2 separate regions of the Homo sapiens genome follow, and region 1 is linked to region 2. A link is a contact called in ENCODE Hi-C or POLR2A ChIA-PET data. All regions are on one chromosome and are shown on one strand. The core of a region is the stretch at or near the end of the contact, and the rest is flanking DNA. Distances in the headings are between cores, read along the strand shown. Region 1 holds the start of ZFTA (zinc finger translocation associated). Region 2 holds the start of TAF6L (TATA-box binding protein associated factor 6 like).

Region 1 (4,369 bases), core at 1,620-4,119, 1.0 Mb before region 2:
ACTCTCCATGTGGCACCTAAGGCTCTAGTCCCTGCCAATTTCTATTTCCTCTTCTCCCTCTCCCACCTGAAACCCTCCTTCATCCAGAATTTTCCCAGCCTCTGCCAGGAAACCCTTGTTCCCTTTCTCCTTCTGGCAATACCCTGGTCTTTCTAGTTTTGGTTTAAACAATGCCCTCTTTAGGAAGTCTTCCCCAGTTGGGTGACCCTTCCTGGGGCTTCCCTTTTCCTTGGTGCTTATCACCCTCTACTGCAATCAGTGCCAGGGACCCAGGGCACCGAGGCACTGGTGCCTAGAGTGCAAGGTACTTTTAGGGGCTCATGAAAATGTTTTATTTTAAAATTAGATGAAAAAAATGTAAGGGTCAAAGACAATTTTTTTTCTCACATCAAAAAAATAAATGCGTAGGGCCCATGAAAATCTACTGAATTATTTAAATTTTTATTTTTTTTTTAAATAGAGGAAGATACCTCATGAAGACAAAAGCACCTAAGGCCTGAGAAAGTGAGAATGTGGCCCTGACTCACTGCCATTGGTTTCCCCTTCCCCCAGTGGGGTTGGGGGGTACCCCCCCACTGCATTATGTTATTCTTAAGTCTCTGCACCCCCAGCCCTGTTCTCATCACTTATGACTGCTTTCTGAACAAGAAAAGAAGTGCAGAAATAAATGAATGGCCTTGCGCAAGGCTCTTGACTCTCTGAGTCTCCATTTCTTCATCCCGACAACAAAGTTCCAGCTTCACGGGGCTGCTGCGGGGATCAAGTAGTGAGTGGGAAACTTTTAGAACTGTCAAGCGTGCAGCCGTTCCTGAGGTCGTGCAGAATGTGGGTGGGAAGGGGAGGGCAGAGGTTGTTGAAGGTGGCTCCAGGTGGCTTTGATACCTTTCTTCTGGTAATAAAATTACCCTTTTTATACACACAGAGCACTGGCAGGACAGACACCAGAGTCTCACAGGGGCTGGCCCTCAGCATTGGTTCTCTGTGGAGTGAGCAACTAAACTAGAATAAAGCACAAGGGCCCTTGGCCCCAGAAGAACAGGCTTCTTTCATTTTAGGACATTAGGCTCTTTTAGCTTCTTTTCCTTTCTTTTCTTTCTTTCTTTTTCTTTTTTTTTTTTTTTTAAACCATACTACTTAGAAGTGCGTGAAGCCCAGGTCTCTGTCTCACTTTCCCTTTGTGTTCCCGGGCCTGGCACAGATGAGGGACATAATGAATTAAGGAATCTCCCATCTCAGGGCCTGCGTGGCACCCATCAGCATCAGGGCCTCTGACCCCAGTGGGTGAGAGGAAGTGCAACCCCCCCCCGCCCCCCTGAGCGCAGGGCCTGCCGCGAAGAGAGCAGAGCTGTGAAAGGAGACTCAGTTTACCCAAGGTGGAGTCTCAAGCACGTCAACATGGGGGCTGAGGAAGAGACGGGACATCTCCGCGGCGACAGAGCCCAGAGGCACTTAAGAAATCTTAGTTCTTGTCCCCTCCTCATAAGCACTTCGGGGACAGGTTTCCTGTGTTCCAAGTAATTTAATTCCCATGGCTCCCGAAAGGCTGGAGCGGTTTCCTTTTCAGAGGCTGTGGGTGCCTCTGAGAAGGAAAGTCACAGGCAGTATCGGTCTTGCCCATGTTTTTCAGTGCTGTGTGTCCAGCGTCTGAAAGCATGCGGGCACACAGTAGGTGGTGACAAGCGGACGAACTGCCATCGGCGACAGCTGGGTAACTCGCCAGTGCAGGGAACAAAACCCGCCTCCAGATAAGAAGACCCTGCAGGCCTCCCGCACCCTGTAATTTGGATCTCCAGGAATCGCCTTTGTTGTGGGCGCCCAACCTCAGGCAAAGCGAGCACCTGCTCCTCCCGCCGGTCCTCGCAGGAGGACCCCAGGCTGCTGCGCCCCGGCTGCCTCTCCGGGTCCCTGCGCTCCGCTTCTCCGGAGCTGGGGGACCGGGGGCGCCCCGGGACCCGCAGCCAGGGTCCGCCCAGCGCTTCCGAGCCGTGGTAACGCGCCTCCCCAGGTGCCCGACACCCCGCCCGGGGCCAGCATTTTTCGCTTCCTAGGGCCGGGCCGGGGGTCTGGGGCTGCGTCAAGGGCCTCGTCAGGCACCCCCAGGCCTGCGGGGGCAGGATCCTGAGTCACCGCCGCGCACGCCCTCTCCTCCCGGCTTCCATCCTGGGGCCACCTCCAGCCCGCAGGGTCGGGCCCCGGCGCAGCCGGCTCTCTGCGGGTCTGCTGTGCGCCCCTCTCCCCAGCCCGAGTCACTGCGGCCGCCGCCCCCACCCCTGGCTGGCTCGGGGGAGCCTCGCTTGTCCGCCCCTCCCATGAGAAGCCCGAGCTCTCAGCGCTCCCGGGCGGCTCCCGCGGGAGGGGGCGCGGCCGCCCCCACGGCTCCACCCTCTCGGCGGGGCCGCAGCCATCTGGGGCCCCTGCCAGTAGCGGCCGCTCCGGGGCCCGCACGGAGCTCGCGACCCGCTTGCGCGGCGGGAGGCAGCCCCGGGCAGGGACCCCGGCCTCCTCAGCGGGCGCTCCCGGCGCTGAGATGCCCCGAGGGGGCGGTGGCCGCGAGCCGAGCCCGGGTGGAAGCGCGTCGCAGCGGACGCGGGCGCCCCTCGCCACCTCAGTGACCCTTTGGGAGCCGGGACCGGAGCCCCGCAGGCGGCGGTGCGGGCCCGCGGGGGCGGCGAGGTCCGTGCCCCTAGCGTCCGGAGCGGGCGCAGGCTGCTGAGCCTCGGCTGGGCTCGTTGCCTCCCGCCTTTCCCCCCAGCCCCCCGCGAGCTGGCAGGAGGAAATAGCGCGCGGCCCCTTTAAATTTACCCAGGAGCCCTTAAAGGAGCCCCAGGGGCCCCAGACAGGAATCCCCACCCCGGTCCAGCCCGCGCCGCCGAGCGAGCAGCCTGCCGTCCGTGCGGCCGGCCGCCCCGTGCATGCGCCCCGCGCCCCGGGGCCCCGCGCAGCGAGCGCTCCGCGCGGGCTGCCGCCGGCCCCGCGGCCCCGCGCCCCGCCGCCCCGGGGCCCCGCTCCGCAGCGCAGCGCATGGAGCCCGGCGGGGACCACCGGAGCCGGAGCAGCGGCGGCAGGGGCGGCCCCGGGCCAGCAGTGGCCTCGGCACGGGGCCGACGGCTGCCGCCCGCCGGATCGAGCGGCAGCGCGGAGCCAGAGGAAGACGAAGGCGGTAAGAGCTGGGGCCGGCGGCCCGGGCGGGGGCCCCGGCGTGGGGGAAGGGAGGGCTGCGGCTCGGGGCCCCTCTCCGCCGCCGAACAAAGCGGGGGACGCGGGCAGGGCGGCCGGGGGCGCCACCTGGTGGGCGCGGAGCGCGGCTGCAGGGCTGGCGGGGGAGCCCCCCGCCCAGCTCCCGGGGTCGGCTCGCGGGGCTCGGGCGGCTCGCCTCCCCCTTAAAGGGCCCCGCTGCCGCCCGCAGCGCCCCGCCTTGGGGGCCAGGCCCGAGGGGCCCCACGGGGCAGGGCGCCACGGAGCGAGGCTGGACTTTGGCCCCCGCCCCTTTCTCTTTCAGACTCCCAGGTGGTCTCCCTAATCGGGCTTTCTCTCAAAAGTCCGCCCAGACCCTGGGTCCCCTTCGGGGGCTTTTCCCCAGCGGAGCTGAGCTCAGCTCCGAACTCTGCTGTTTTAAATCGGGCTGCTCCTCTCGTCTCGTGGCCTTGTGAGAGACATGCACCCTTTTTCTTTTCTCCCACATTCTCCCTAGGAAAGTGCATCGCTTGCGCCCCGGGGGCCCACACCATCTTTTCCCACCGCGGGCAGTTTTTAAAGCGATGGGTTCGCCCACAAAGGCAGGCACCCCTCCGGCCGGTGCATTCTCCCTTCCCTTCTTTTCAGAATTTTTTTTTGCCCTAATTTGTCAGCTCTAGCGGAACCAACCAGTCCTCCTCGTTCGCTCTCAAAGGAGACTGTTGACTCATTTCCCGGCTGCAGGGTCACGCCTTAAGACCCTTGAGGGTTTCCTCCAGGCCAGGGAGACTCTGCCCGAATCTCCAGGCTCCCCTCCCGGTCTCTCCCCTCCCAGAAACGCCCCATCCCCTTTTGTTTTTAAAGAACCTCGGCTCCTCCCCCTTTTTCGGCTCTTAAAGGGCCAATCCACCTTAGACTAGCCTGGATCCAGCGCTGGAAGGATGCTTAGAGACCAGCCAGCTAGCCAGTGTCGTTGCAGACAAAGAAGCTCAGGCCCAGAGTGCGGACATGACCTATCAAAGGTCACAGAGCAAGTTACCAGTGAAGCCAGGACTTGAACCCAGGCCTATGACTCCGAAGCCAGTGGATTCTATGGATCTACTTAAATAAAAACTAAAACAAAAAAACTTCCACAAGGGTGACAGGAGCCCTTTCTGATCCTGTCTTTTGTTTTCCCAACCCTGTGATTCTCCAC
Region 2 (3,969 bases), core at 1,100-3,599:
TGGACCCAGTGGCTCACGCCTCTAATCCCAGCACTTTCGGAGGCCAAGGCGGGCGAATCACCTGAGGTCAGGAGTTCAAGACCAGCCTGACCAACATAGAAAAACCCCCATCTCTACTACAAATACAAAATTAGCCAGGTGTGGTGGCACATGCCTGTAATCCCAGCTACTCGCAAGGCTGAGGCAGGAGAATCGCTTGAACCCGTGAGACAGAGGTTGCAGTGAGTCAAGATCGCACCAGTGCACTCCATTCTGGGTAACAAGGGGAAAACTCCGTCTCAAAAAAAAAAAAAAAATTGTAGGCCGGGCGCAGTGGCTCATCTGTAATCCCAGCACTTTGGGAAGCCAAGGCGGGTGGATCACAAGGTCAGGAGTTCTAGACCAGCCTGGACAATATGGTGAAACCTCGTCTCTACTAAAAATACAAAAATTAGCTAGGCATGGTGGTCCGCGCCTGTAGTCCCAGCTACTCCGGAGGCTGAGGCAGGAGAATTGCTTGAACCCGGGAGGTGGAGGTTGTAGTGAGCCAAGATCGCACCACTGCACTCCAGCCTGGGCGACAGAGCAAGACTCCATCTCAAAAAAAAAAAAATTTGTAATTATAGGCCAGGCATGGTGGCTCACGCCTGTAATCCCAGCACTTTGGGAGGCCGAAGCTGGTGGATCACGAGGTCAGGAGATGAAGACCATCCTGGCTAACACGGTGAAACCCTGTCTCTACTAAAAATACAAAAAATTACCCAGGAGGCTGAGGCAGGAGAATCACTTGAACCCAGGAGGCAGAGGCTGCAGTGAGCCGAGATTGCACCACTGCACTCCAGCCTGGATGACAGAGCTAAACTCAGTCTCAAAAAAAACACAAAACAAAAAACAAAAACAAACAAAAAAAAAAGATCTTCTAAAAGAAAGAAAGAAGAACTATTCTTTTTTTTTTTTTTTGGAGATGATGTCTGATGTCTCACTCTGTCACCCAGGCTGGAGTGCAGTGGCTTGATCTCGGCTCACTAAAACCTCCGCTTCCCGAGTAGCTGGGATTACAGGCCTGTGCCGCCACACCTGGCTAATTTTTGTATTTTTAGTAGGGATGGAGTTTCGCCATGGTAGCCAAGCTGGTCTGGAACTCCTGACCTCAGGTGATCCGCCCACCTCGGCCTCCAAAGTGCTGAAATTACAGGCGTGAGAGCCACCGCACCTGGCCCGACGAGCTTTTTTTTTTTTTTTGGAGACACAGTCTCGCTCTGTCACCCAGGCTGGAGTACAGTGGCGTGATCTCGGCTCACTACAACCTCTGCCTCCCTGGTTCAAGCAATTCTCCTGCCTCAGCCTCCCGAGTAGCTAGGACTACAGGCATACGCCGCCATGCCCAGCTAATTTTTTGTATTTTTAGTAGAGACGAGGTTTCACCGTGTTGCCCAGGCTGGCCTCGAACTCCTGAGCTCAGGCAATCCAGGTGCCTCGGCCTCCCAAAGTGCTAGGATTACAGGCGTGAGCCACCGCGCCCGGCCACGAATAGCACTGTACTATGCCTGAGACACAGCTAAGTGCTTTATATGGATTACTTCACTATATTCTCAATAATAAGATATTATTATGTATTTCGTCTATTTCACAGGCAAGGAAATCAAACCTCAGAGGCTAAATGTTCCATGACTTCTCCAAGATCATGAAGTAAGCACTGAGTAAGTAGGGAGGGGGAGCAAGGACTCAACCCCTTGCTCCTAATCTTTACTCTATACCGCATTCAGGAGCCGCCAGCTGTATGGGGAACAAGGCCTGGATCCCACCCCAAAGACATGGATTGGAGACCCACCCCTTGGTGACCCTAGACCCGCCAATAGATCGTTGTGAAGCTGCAGTTTCCCTATCTGTAAAATGGGAGCATTTAGTCCACCAGCGCGAAAGGCACGGAGGGAGTTTCCCTATTATATGACCGTACACGAAATCTAGACTGTGACCAAAGTCTCCCGCTCCTCAGCCTCCTCTCCTCCGCATCCTCAGCCACTAGTCACGCTGGAGAGGAGGCGTGGGAACTGACCTCCGCGGGCCGGGCCTCGGCAACGCGCATCCTCCCACCCGGCCTAGCCCAGCCCAGATCGGGGAGGGGGTGCGCGGGGGGAGGAGGTCAGGGGTCACTGAACTTGGGTCACGTGGTCAGCCAAGGGGGCGGGCCCTCGCGGTGCGGGCTCCAAGACTGGTGAGTAAGCAGTCGGCGTCGGGAATGGGGAGTCCTTGGACCAGAGCAAGGCCTGCTCACCTGAAGACCCCGGCGTGGCGAAGGCTGCTACCGAGACGACGGCGGCGGGGGCGGTGGCGGCGGCGCCCACTCACGAGCTCACACTCATTCCCTCTCCCGGGGCCCCGGCCCCGCCCTCCCCAATACAGCCAGTCGGCGGGCGCCTTGGAAAGTTTCCGGCCCTCCAGGAGGCTTCCTGGCTCTTGATTGGCCAGTGTGAACAGACTGTAGAGACCGGCGGTCACGTGACGCTGAAGATTCCCGCTTCTTAAAGCAACCTCTCTTGCTACGTTTGCGAGTAGGTGTGTATTGTTTTAACACACGTTTAATAAGCATATTTTATTTTTTTTACCACCACAATAGTAACGAGGAAATAAACAGTCTCAAAGACAGCGTCTTGATTTTCTTTGTCTTGTTTGCTCGCGAGTTTCTGAGCACCCGCATTTTCGCGACTGCAGCAAAGCTTTAGATTTTGGTGTCTGGCTTAGTTTTCCTGCCCGGCCTACCTCCCCAACATCACATGCCACTTCCCCTTCCTGAAGGGATAGATGGGGCTCTCGGTAGGTGTTCTCGGCAGGCAGAAGGGACTTCTGACCCGGCCGAACATCCCGTGCAAGCTCCGGACTCCAGGGTTCTGCTCTTTCTGCACCTACTTCGCATTCTCCCCACGCCTGTGAACCAAATACAAGCCCTGGCCTACCTCGCCTTGCATGACCGTTGGACACGCACACTGACAGCTCTCTTTCTCCAACTCCCACTGCAATAGCAGCTACTTGGGCAGTTCTTAATTGATAAGCAGTGGGCTTAGTGAGTAAAGGATGGTATTTGGAATCAGACCGACCTGGGTTAAAATTCTGACACTGCCTTTGGGCAAATTACCTAATATGGAGTAATAATGCGCACTTCACAGGGTTGTTGTAAATTAATGTCTGTGAGAGTCCCTGGCAGAGTTGGAGGTTAAACTTCTTTCCCGGCCGGGCGCGGTGGCTCACGCCTGTAATCCCAACATTTTGAGAGGCCGAGGCGGGGGATCACCTGGGGTCGGGAGTTCAAGACCAGCCTGATCAACATGGAGAAAAATCCATCTCAACTAAAAATACAAAATTAGCCGGGTGTGTTGGCACATGCCTGTAATCGCAGCTACTCGGGAGGCTGAGGCAGGAGAATTGCTTGAACCCGGGAGGCGGAGGTTGTGGTGAGCCGAGATCGCGCCACTGCACTCCAACCTGGCCAACAAGAGTGAATCTCCGTCTCAAAAAAAAAAGAGAGAAACTTTCTTTCCCTCACATGTCACAAGGCATACAGTGAATTCCTTTAAGTTCACCCAAGATGGGGTAGTTTGCACTGAGTGAACTGTGGGAACATTCTGCAAGGGAGCATGAATGTACACATTTTTTCTCTTTCCCCCTCTCAGGGTTAGATGCTGCTGCCGCTGGAAAAGAAAATCCCCTGGGACCCGAGCTGGCAAAGCCAGATGGATGCGACTGTGGTTGCCATGGCAACCCCACCTAAGGAGAATGTGACCCTGCTGAGTCTCTTCCACTCATATTCAGAACCATATTAGAAGTGGTTTCAAGTGTCTGCCCACCTGTGCGTTAAGGGAAAGAGAGAGGGCGCTCTCCTCTAAGGTCTGACTGAGCCTGAAGTCAGCTTAGCCAGACCTGGGCAGCTGGCTGACCTCCTTGCTTAGGTTTACTGTTCTGGACAGCCATCAGCAACCTTGGAGACACTAGAAG

The links. Hi-C counts contacts between places; a loop is a spot of excess contacts on that map. ChIA-PET counts read pairs that join two places held with the same protein, here RNA polymerase II (POLR2A). Pooled maps may share reads with other maps.
Region 1: a pooled map shows a loop between it and region 2 (4-fold over the local background). The contact joins the promoter of ZFTA here to the promoter of TAF6L in region 2. A Hi-C loop is called at or near these places in 1 of 168 maps with a recorded cell type or tissue (sigmoid colon) and 2 of 50 pooled maps. POLR2A ChIA-PET finds 5 or more read pairs at or near these places in 1 of 52 experiments (WTC11).

The regions. Positions count from the first base shown.
Region 1 is chr11:63,767,275-63,771,643 of GRCh38, reverse strand. It overlaps ZFTA (zinc finger translocation associated), which reads left to right and starts at 2,869. Exons shown (of 5, transcript NM_001144936.2): 1 at 2,869-3,160. The coding sequence starts at 3,022. RefSeq lists silencers at 2,053-2,522, 2,543-2,752, 2,883-2,932, 3,153-3,452.
Region 2 is chr11:62,769,776-62,773,744 of GRCh38, reverse strand. It overlaps TAF6L (TATA-box binding protein associated factor 6 like), which reads right to left and starts at 2,349. Exons shown (of 11, transcript NM_006473.4): 1 at 2,255-2,349. It also overlaps a transcript of TMEM223 not described here. RefSeq lists an enhancer at 1,760-1,899 and a silencer at 2,090-2,499.